2 separate regions of the Homo sapiens genome follow, and region 1 is linked to region 2. A link is an interaction called in ENCODE POLR2A ChIA-PET data of the cell type or tissue named here. Cell type or tissue: Panc1. All regions are shown on one strand. Links, peaks and the distances in the headings refer to the core of each region. The heading gives the core; the rest is flanking DNA.

Region 1 (4,382 bases), core at 288-4,287, 57 kb before region 2:
TTTTAAGCTATTCAGATATTTCCTTTTATAAAGTGCCTAGTTCATGTACTAACCCATCTCAGTGGTCTTTTTAAAGTCTGTTGTAGGGCTGGGTGCGGTGGCTTACGCCTGTAATCCCAGCACTTTGGGAGGCCAAGGCGGGTGGATCACCTGAGGTCAGGAGTTCAAGACCAGCCTGGACAACATGGTGAAACCCCATCTCTACTAAAAATACAAAAAATTAGCTGGGCATGGTGGCGGGTGCCTGTAATCCCAGCTACTCAGGAGGCTGGGGCAGGAGAATCGCTTGAACCCAGGAGGCAGAGGTTGCAGTGAGCCGAGTGCCATTGCACTCCAGCCTGGGCAACAAGAGTGAAACTCCATCTCTAAATAAATAAATAAATGAATAAAAATAAAGTCTGTTATTCGTTTGGCTTTATTTTTGGTATACTTAACAAAAATTAGCTGGGTGTGGTGGCACATGCCTGTAATCCCAGCTACTGAAGCAGGAAAATCGCTGGAACCTGGGAGGCAAAGGTTGCAGTGAGCCAAGATTGTGCCACTGCACTCTAGCCTGGGCAACTCCATCTCAGAAAAAAAAAAAAAAAGGACTACTAAAAGAATGAAAAGGCAGGCCACAGAGTGACAGAGGTTATCTGCTTCTATGTATATTACAACGAAGGACTTGATTCCAAATTATCTATACATAAAACTCTTACAATAAGAAAAACATAGTGACCCAATACAAAAATAAGCAAACCAGTTGAACAGGCACTTCACACAAAAGAGGATATCCAAGTGGCTGATAAGCATGTAAAAAGATGCTCACAATGAACGGTCTTCAGGGAAATAAATGCAAATTAAAACCACATACCTAGGGGATTTGAAACAAGGCAGTTCTGTTAACCTCTCTTGCTGTATTTACTAATATGTAAATTGGAGATATTAATGCTTATGCTCAGGAATTTACAGTCTGAAGAAGGAATAAATGACACAACAGAAAACTGATAATTATGTATGGAAACACAGAATTATATACTAAAAGTCCAAGGTTAGAGACATAGTGGCCATATCTTTTACCCCTAAATCAACTCAAATCAAATCAAATCAAATCCTGAGCTCAAGCGATCCTCCCGCCTCGGCCTCCCACACAAGTACTGGGATGCCAGGCATGAGCCACTGCACCTGGCCAAAAAAAATATTAAAGAAAGAACGAAATTGGTAATCACAGCGCATCTCAAGGCAGGGAAACTAAAGGGCTGAGGCCAGATGGAAAATGTACTTATCACTGTGCTTATAAATAAAATATTTACATTTTAAAACAAACAAACAAAAAGTCCGCGCGGTCCTAGGTGAATCTGGCCGAGGCTTCTGCGTCAAGGACGGCGCGGGTCAGCTGAGGCCAAGACCGCAGGCACTGCCCTACCGCTCTCCAGATCACAGCTCCGCCTCTGCAAGGCCCCGGGGAAACGGGCATCCCTTCTTCAGTGAGCAAAGGAGAAAGACGGAGCCCGGTGGCTGGGTGTTTCGCCCAGGATCACCAGCGAGCTCAGAGTCCTCCCCACGACCGCCCCAGGGTGGGCATTTTTAAAAGCGGAGGAAGGGAGGGAACACACTCTTTGGTGCTGTGCCCACCTTGCCTCGCACAGAGCGGGCGCTCACAGGCTTTGGGGGCCCCGCCCGGACCGCAGTGGGGAGAGGCCGCCCCATGCCCCGCCCCGCCAAATTTAAGAGCCTTCGCCGAGCGCCAGGAGGTTCCCAGACAACCGGTCTTGCTCGCTGCCTTTTGCAGAATCTTCTCACTTCTCCCGAGCTCCCTTCCTTGCGTCCGTCCGGGCAACGGCCGCGTCATGCCTAGCCCCAGGCCGCGAGGCAGCCCGCCACCCGCTCCCTCGGGCTCTCGGGTCCGACCTCCGCGCTCTGGCCGCTCTCCGGCGCCCAGGTCCCCTACTGGCCCGAACACGCCCCGCGCTCCCGGACGCTTCGAGTCCCCTTTCTCGGTCGAGGCCATCCTGGCGAGGCCCGACCCCTGCGCGCCGGCGGCCTCCCAGCCGTCGGGCTCCGCCTGCGTCCACCCGGCCTTCTGGACCGCTGCTTCCCTGTGCGCCACCGGGGGTCTGCCCTGGGCTTGCCCGACATCGTGGCTGCCCGCCTACCTGAGCGTAGGTTTTTACCCTGTGCCAGGGCCGCGCGTGGCTCCCGTCTGCGGCCTGCTGGGCTTCGGCGTCACAGGTACTGCGGTCCCGGCGCCCGCACGCGGGGGACTGGGCGGGGGCTGGAGAGCCTAGGTCGCCACTGCCGGCGCCCCAGTGCAGGAGAGGGCACTGAGTGTGAGAATCACACACGGCTGGAGTGGGAAGGGGCTCTGCCACCGTTTACCTTGCAGTTGAAGCCGAGGACCGCGACAGTCTTGCTGAAAAAGACCCCGGCGCGAGGCTTCCCCCGCACGCTGCTGAGGTGGGAGAGGGTGGGTGTGAGGGCGGCGCAGCGCCTGAATGCGGTGGGCAGGAGGCCAGCGCTGGGGCTGCAAGGGGACCCAGCCCTGCTCCCGGTCTCCGCGTCCCTTGACTCCCTCGCACACCCCGGGGTAGCGCTTAGTGACAGAGACGCTTCCCAAAGCGGCTCTCGACCCGAACCAATGGCCCTGTTTTTTTTTTTTACGGGGTAGGGGGAAGTGGACGCTCCGGGCGGTGCTGTTGAGCGAGGAGCTGTTAGGAGCTGGTCAAGGCTCACACCCCACTACCGCCTCCACTGCTCACGTCTGTGAACTTGAGCTACACACTTCGCTCTGAGCCTGCGTGCATGCAATGCTCTTAAGTAGTGCTTAAGGGCCAGGCACTTAAATCTCATGAGAAAGTAATTGTAAGGTTGGGCGCGGTGGCTCACGCCTGTAATTTCAGCACTTTGGAAGACCGAGGCGGGTGGATCACCTGAAGTCAGGAGTTCAAGGCCAGCCTGGCCAACATGGTGAAACCACATCTTTACTTAAAAGACAAAAAATTGGCCGGGCGCGGTGGCTCACGCCTGTAATCCCAGCACTTTGGGAGGCCGAGACGGGCGGATCACGAGGTCAGGAGATCGAGACCATCCTGGCTAACACGGTGAAACCCCGTCTCTACTAAAAATACAAAAATTAGCCGGGCATGGTGGCGCGTGCCTGTAGTCCCAGCTACACAGGAGGCTGAGGCAGGAGAATGGCGTGAACCCGGGAGGCGGAGCTTGCAGTGAGTCGAGATCGCGCCACTGCACTCCAGCCTGGGCGACAGAGCGAAACTCCGTCTCAAAAAAAAAAAAAAAAAAAAAGACAAAAAATTAGGAGGGCGTGGTGGCGCGCGCTTGTAATCCCAGCTACTCAGGAGGCTAAAGCAGGAGAATCACTTGAACCCGGGAGGTTGAGGTTGCATTAAGCCGAGATTGCGCCACTGCACTCTAGCCTGGGCAACAGAGTGAGACTCCGTCTCAAACAAACAAATCAACAAAAAAAAGTAACTATAGAGGGAACTTTGCCTTCTAGCATTAAACATCCACCTACACGTGCTTTTGCCATTTTTGGTTGCCAGGTTCATGTTTCCCCATGTCCCCACGAAGAAAACAGGAGCAAAGTTAGTCCAAGCCTTATCAACCCATACAAAGATAGTTGTAACACAGTCTTGCCGGGTTCCTACTCCGTGGCACCCACCCCAATCCTGCATTTCCTCACCCCATTTCAGCAGTGCATTAACCCTTGGACTCGCAGCCCCATCTAAATTCAATACCACTGGATCTGGGAGCTGTGCCCATCACTCCCAGTCACCTTTCTCTGAGCTCTTCACACACCTGAGGTCTGAATTACAGTTTACTACTTCATGTTACAGTTGCCTCATTTTCAAGTTAGTTGTTTTCTTTTGTTCTGTTTTGTTTTGTTTTGAGACGGAGTCTCACTCTGTCTCCCAGGCTGGAGTGCAGTGGCGCTATCTCTGCTCACTACAACCTCCTCCTTCCGGTCTCAAGTGATTCTCCTGCCTTAGCCTCTGGAGTGGCTGGAATTACAAGCCCCAGCACCATGCCCGGCTAATTTTTTTTATTTTTTTATTTTTTTTTTTTGAGGCGGAGTCTTGCTCTGTCCTTAGGCTGGAGTGCAGTGGTGCAATCTCGGCTCACTGCAAGCTCCGCCTCCCGGGTTCACGCCATTCTCCTGCCTCAGCCTCCCGAGTAGCTGGTACTGCAGGCACATGCCGCCACACCTGGCTAATTTTTTGTATTTTTAGTAGAGACGGGGTTTCACCATGTTAGCCAGGATGGTCTTGATCTCCTGACCTCGTGATGTATTTCTTTTTCTGTGAACTACTGTTCTTGTATTTTGCCCATATGTATAGTTGGTTATTTAAAACAATCTATTTGTAGATGCTCTTTTCTATTGAGGA
Region 2 (4,382 bases), core at 263-4,262:
AGGGGTCCTGTCTTACAGCAATAAATAAGTTTTCTCCCCCTGGCAATCCCCCACCTTGGAAGGGTGGTCTCATCCTGGGGAGAAGTTCTGGGTGACTGTTTCCTTTCCAAACCCACCCCCACTACCCCACTGTACTGCTGCCCCCAGCTTTTGGCTGACCACGTGCCCAGGCCCCTAGGTCTGGCTGTGGTACCCCCAGGAAATGTGGATCCACAGCCTGGGCAGGCTGTCTGAAGGGGTGCCCCCAGAAGGCTGCAGCAAGGTTGAGGAGAAGAGCCCTCCTTGCCAAGTCTGAGCTGCCTTGTGGAGCCCCCATTGGCTTGGGGCCCCAGATGCTCCTGACCAGGAGGCTGGGCCTCAGGAAGGAGAGGCCAGCCAGAACAGCTGAGGAGCCACTGGGTGGTTATTGCAGATCCTCCAGGTGATGACACCAGGCGCTGGTGGTGACAGCTCCTCACTGGCTGTGCCAGAGGCTACTCCAGCCGGGGTAGGGTGGGGGTCGGAGGGCAGCTTCTGTCCAAGCCCCTGTACTGGGGAGGCAGTGCCCTGGGTCAGGCCTGTTGCTCTGCTGCTCCAGGAGGAGGACAGGAGACTTGACAGTCCCCCTCCAGAAGCCAGGGATAACACTCGGCCTCCAAAGGTCTAGTCCAAACCAGGGTCCCTCTGAGGTCCAAAGAGAGTGCCCTGGTGTGGGGCTGGCAGGGGCCCTGCCGCCCCCTACCCGGGTTAGCAGCCGCCTTCCACCTTGATGTGCAGAATCTTAGAGAAGCCGGGCCTCCGTCGCAGAGCCTGCGGACCGAACCCTGGGTTAGTTCTCCCTCCGTGCCAGGCAGGTGGGGCCCTCCTGCCACACTCACCCAGGTCACCAGCCCCAGTCTAGGGATGCCACTTGGGGTCTTGGACAGCCTCAGAGCTGACCCCTCACCTGGAGTTTTGTCACCATGTCCTCAAACAGCTTCTGGGCCTCAGGGCTGCTGGGCTCTTTGAAATAATCCGCAATCCCAATCTGGACCACAATGGACTTGAGGTTCCGGCAGATGCCTGAGAAAAGGTGAGCAAAGTAGGGGCGTGTTTGGCCTGGGCTGTGGAGCTGCCTCCTCTCCTCTCACTAATTAATGAAATCAGACAATCAGGTGCCAGCTACCGGGAACACGACAGAGGAGAGCAGACTCATGCCACCTGGGGGCTGGCGACCGGATGCGGGGAGAGGTAGATGGGGCTGAGGCACAGGAGAGGCTGCATTGGCCTCTGGGAGGGTGAGTGGGCAGCCACCAGCTGTCCAAAGCCTCTAGGAACTTCCCTGACACAGGGGGCAGCTATACCATGGTCTGGGCATTTGGGGATGAATGGCAAGGAACAGAGTGGCTGAGGTGGGGCTCGTGGATCCAGGCTGAAGCACAAAGGAGGGGGAGGTGGGGCAAATACTTGGGGACAGAGGGCTTCAGGGACTGGATATGTCGTGAAGTCGGGGGAGGTAGAGGAAGATCAGGCGACTGAGAAGGGCCTGGAGGTCATGATTCTGGAGGCTGAGCAGTTAGTTCTGGTGGTAAAGTCCAGGGTATCCCATGTGGCTGAAGGGGGAGGAAGGTCTTGGAAAGAGGGTCAAGGCACCTTGGCGCAGTTGGCATGGGGTCCTCTCAGGAGCCAAAGGGTCCTGGCTGGTGGTCTCCTTGGGCAGGAGCAGCCCACACTGGGTGCCAGGTCCTCAGTGCAGGTGGAGTAGTGACTGAGAGTGGAGTGGGTGGTTTGAGAAAGGTGTGGAAGCCAAGGAGGTATGATCTGGAGTCCAGGGAGAGAGGAGTCTTCACCCTGAGAACTGTCCTTGGGGGGGCTTCCATATATCATCTCATTTAATCCTCTCACCCATCCTAGAAAGTCAGCTTAGAAGATGGGAATACAGGACTCAGAGAGGTATAGTAACTTGCCCAACATCACTCAGCTAATAAGTAGCAGAGCCAGACCTGGGACCTAGGTCAGTCAGGCTCTAGAACCAGTGCTCTTAACCTGTCCCCCTGCCTCTGCCCTTGGCTGGAGACTCTGATCCATCTGCCCCAGTGATAGTTAGGATACCTGCTGACAGGGCCCCGTGGCAGGTGATAGTCGTACCCTGCCCCTCATTCCCCCAGTGCTCACTGTTGAAGTGCAGTAGGGCCTTAGGGGTGACGGGAGTCGCCGTGAGCACCAGCATCTCCAGTCCCTTCAGGCCTTCCCGGCAGACCTCTGCTGCCACCTCCTGGGTGATCTCTGACACGTGGTCAAGCTCCAGGACCTGCAGCCGCATGCAGTTTCTCGCTAGGAAGAGGAAGAAGGGGGATCCTGCTGACACACTCCCCAGGTCACCCCTGCAGCCAGCACCCTGGCTACCACCCTGCCACCTGCCACCACCCAGGCTGCAGCCCCAAGCCCCTGTGGGATTTCACAAGGCAGCACTGCACCCATGCCTGCTTCCCACTACCCACCACCCCAGTCCAAGGAAAGACTCACCGAGTGATGCCAGGCCCTGCACCCCACAGCCGGCACCCCCGACCCCCAGGGCCCGCAGGTGGGGCCAACAGCGACCAATCATCTGCAGGCAGCGGTTACTGAAGCGTGTGGGCTGCTGGCTGGAGAATGGGAAGGGGGAGCCGTCAGGGAAGTCTCTGGATGCTTGATAACCCAGCATGCTCCTCCTGTGGGACCCCTCCCTGACTCAGGCAAGCATTCCTCCAACAACCCAGCAGGTCAAGTCAGAGAACCAGGATCATCCCTGACTCCTCTGCCCTCATCTCATCCACCAAGTCCTGCAGATTCTGATTCCCAAGCACTCTTTTTTTTTTTTTGAGACAGGGTCTCAATCTGTCACCCAGGCTGGAGTGCAGTGGTGCAATTTCGGCTCACTGCAACCTCTGCCTCCTGGGTTCAAGCAATTCTCCTGCCTCAGCCTCCCGAGTAGACAGGACTACAGGCATGCACTACCATGCCCGGCTCATTTTTTTGTACTTTTAGTAGAGACAGGATTTTACCATGTTGGCCAGGCTGGTCTCAAACTCCTGGCCTCAAGTGATCTGCTGCCTCGGCTTCCCAAAGTGCTGGGATTACAGGTGTGAGCCACTGCGCCCGGCCTTAAGTACTCTTGAACCCACAGTTCAGACCACCATTGGCATTCTCTGGGTTAGCACTAGTCTCCCTGCATCTCATCCTCCACACTGCAGATAGGGAGCCCCTCATTCCTACATCCACTCACTCTGCCATTCAGCAAGTGGTTATCAAGTCAACAACAACTGAGCTAGGCCCTGGGGGTACAGCGGTGACAACATAGACATGGTCTCTACCCTCAAAGAGTGGACAGTCTCTTTGGTGGCAGAAGTTGTGGGGGGCATAGAACATTAACAGTCTGATCTTAATCCCTTTCTTAAAATCTAAAATCCCGCCAAATAGCTTCCAATACTTTCTAGATAAAATGCAAAAAAACCTAAATTCCTTAGCAAGGCCCTTCCTGATTGCCCCAACTTTCCTTTCCATTCACACCAAATGCCATTTCCCTAAACATTTCAACCCTCAACATTTGCCCAGGCAACAAACATCTCTCTGGCATCTATTATGCATTTGGTACTAGGGATACAGAAATGGACATTCCTAGATTCTGCCTTGAGAACAACCCATCTGGTGGAGGAGATAGAAATATAAAGAAATTATTGCAAAGTAGGGCTGGGCGCGGTGGCTTATGCCTGTAATCCCAGCACTTTGGGAGGCCGAGGCGGGCAGATCACCTGAGGTCAGGAGTTTGAGATCAGGCTGGCCAACATGGTGAAAGCCCGTCTCTACTACAAATACAAAAATTAGCTGGGCATGGTGGCCCATGCCTGTAGTCCCAGCTACTTGGGAGGCTGAGGTAGGAGGATCGCCTGAACCTGGGAGGTGGAGGTTGCAGTAAGCTGAGATTGCACCACTGCACTCCAGCCTGGGCAACAGAGCAAGACTCTGTCTCAAAAACTAAATAAAAAAAAAAAAAGAAATTATTGCAAAGTAGATGACAGAGGGGTCAGGGCAACATGCAGTGGGGATTGAGGCAGGGGAGCAGTGACACACTCTACCCAGGGTGTTACAGAAGGCACACTGGATGACTGGGAGGAGCTGTCGCGTGGAGAGAGGCAAAATGTAGGGAGCAAAAGAGCCTGGTGTGTTAGAGGAACTCCAAACAGAGTGAGAAATGATTTCATAACCTGGATTCTCCAATGACCAGCTCTTTCATACACTGACCTCCCTGAACCACCTTTCATATGTCAAACAAAGCTGGTGGTTTTTAGCTGGTGTTTACTGAACAATTACTGTGGACCCTGCAGGCTTTGTGTACCTGATCTCATTTGGGCGAGCAACAGCCCTAAGGTCCATAGTTCCTAATA

What was found. ChIA-PET counts read pairs that join two places held together with the same protein. Peaks named below come from ENCODE experiments on the same cell type or tissue, not always from the same donor. Only the 100,000 strongest peaks of a DNase experiment are listed, where the experiment ranks them.
Region 1: POLR2A ChIA-PET joins it to region 2 with 5 read pairs; 6 of 35 experiments call an interaction of 5 or more read pairs at or near these places.

What each region holds. Positions count from the first base shown.
Region 1 is chr2:73,200,838-73,205,219 of GRCh38, forward strand. NOTO (notochord homeobox) reads left to right here and starts at 1,737. Exons shown (of 3, transcript NM_001134462.2): 1 at 1,737-2,211. The coding sequence starts at 1,830. RefSeq lists an enhancer at 2,580-3,131. In Panc1, for the core only: no CTCF peak of the experiment used is centred there; no DNase peak of the experiment used is centred there; H3K4me3 peaks cover 850 bases.
Region 2 is chr2:73,258,256-73,262,637 of GRCh38, forward strand. It overlaps FBXO41 (F-box protein 41), which reads right to left. Exons shown (of 13, transcript NM_001371389.2): 10 at 2,485-2,603; 11 at 2,134-2,292; 12 at 926-1,041; 13 at 1-789. The coding sequence ends at 727. Among named protein-coding and RNA genes, the nearest start is that of FBXO41, 24 kb to the right of the region's middle. In Panc1, for the core only: CTCF peaks have their summits at 2,229 (motif pointing left) and 2,443; a DNase peak (open chromatin) is centred at 2,218.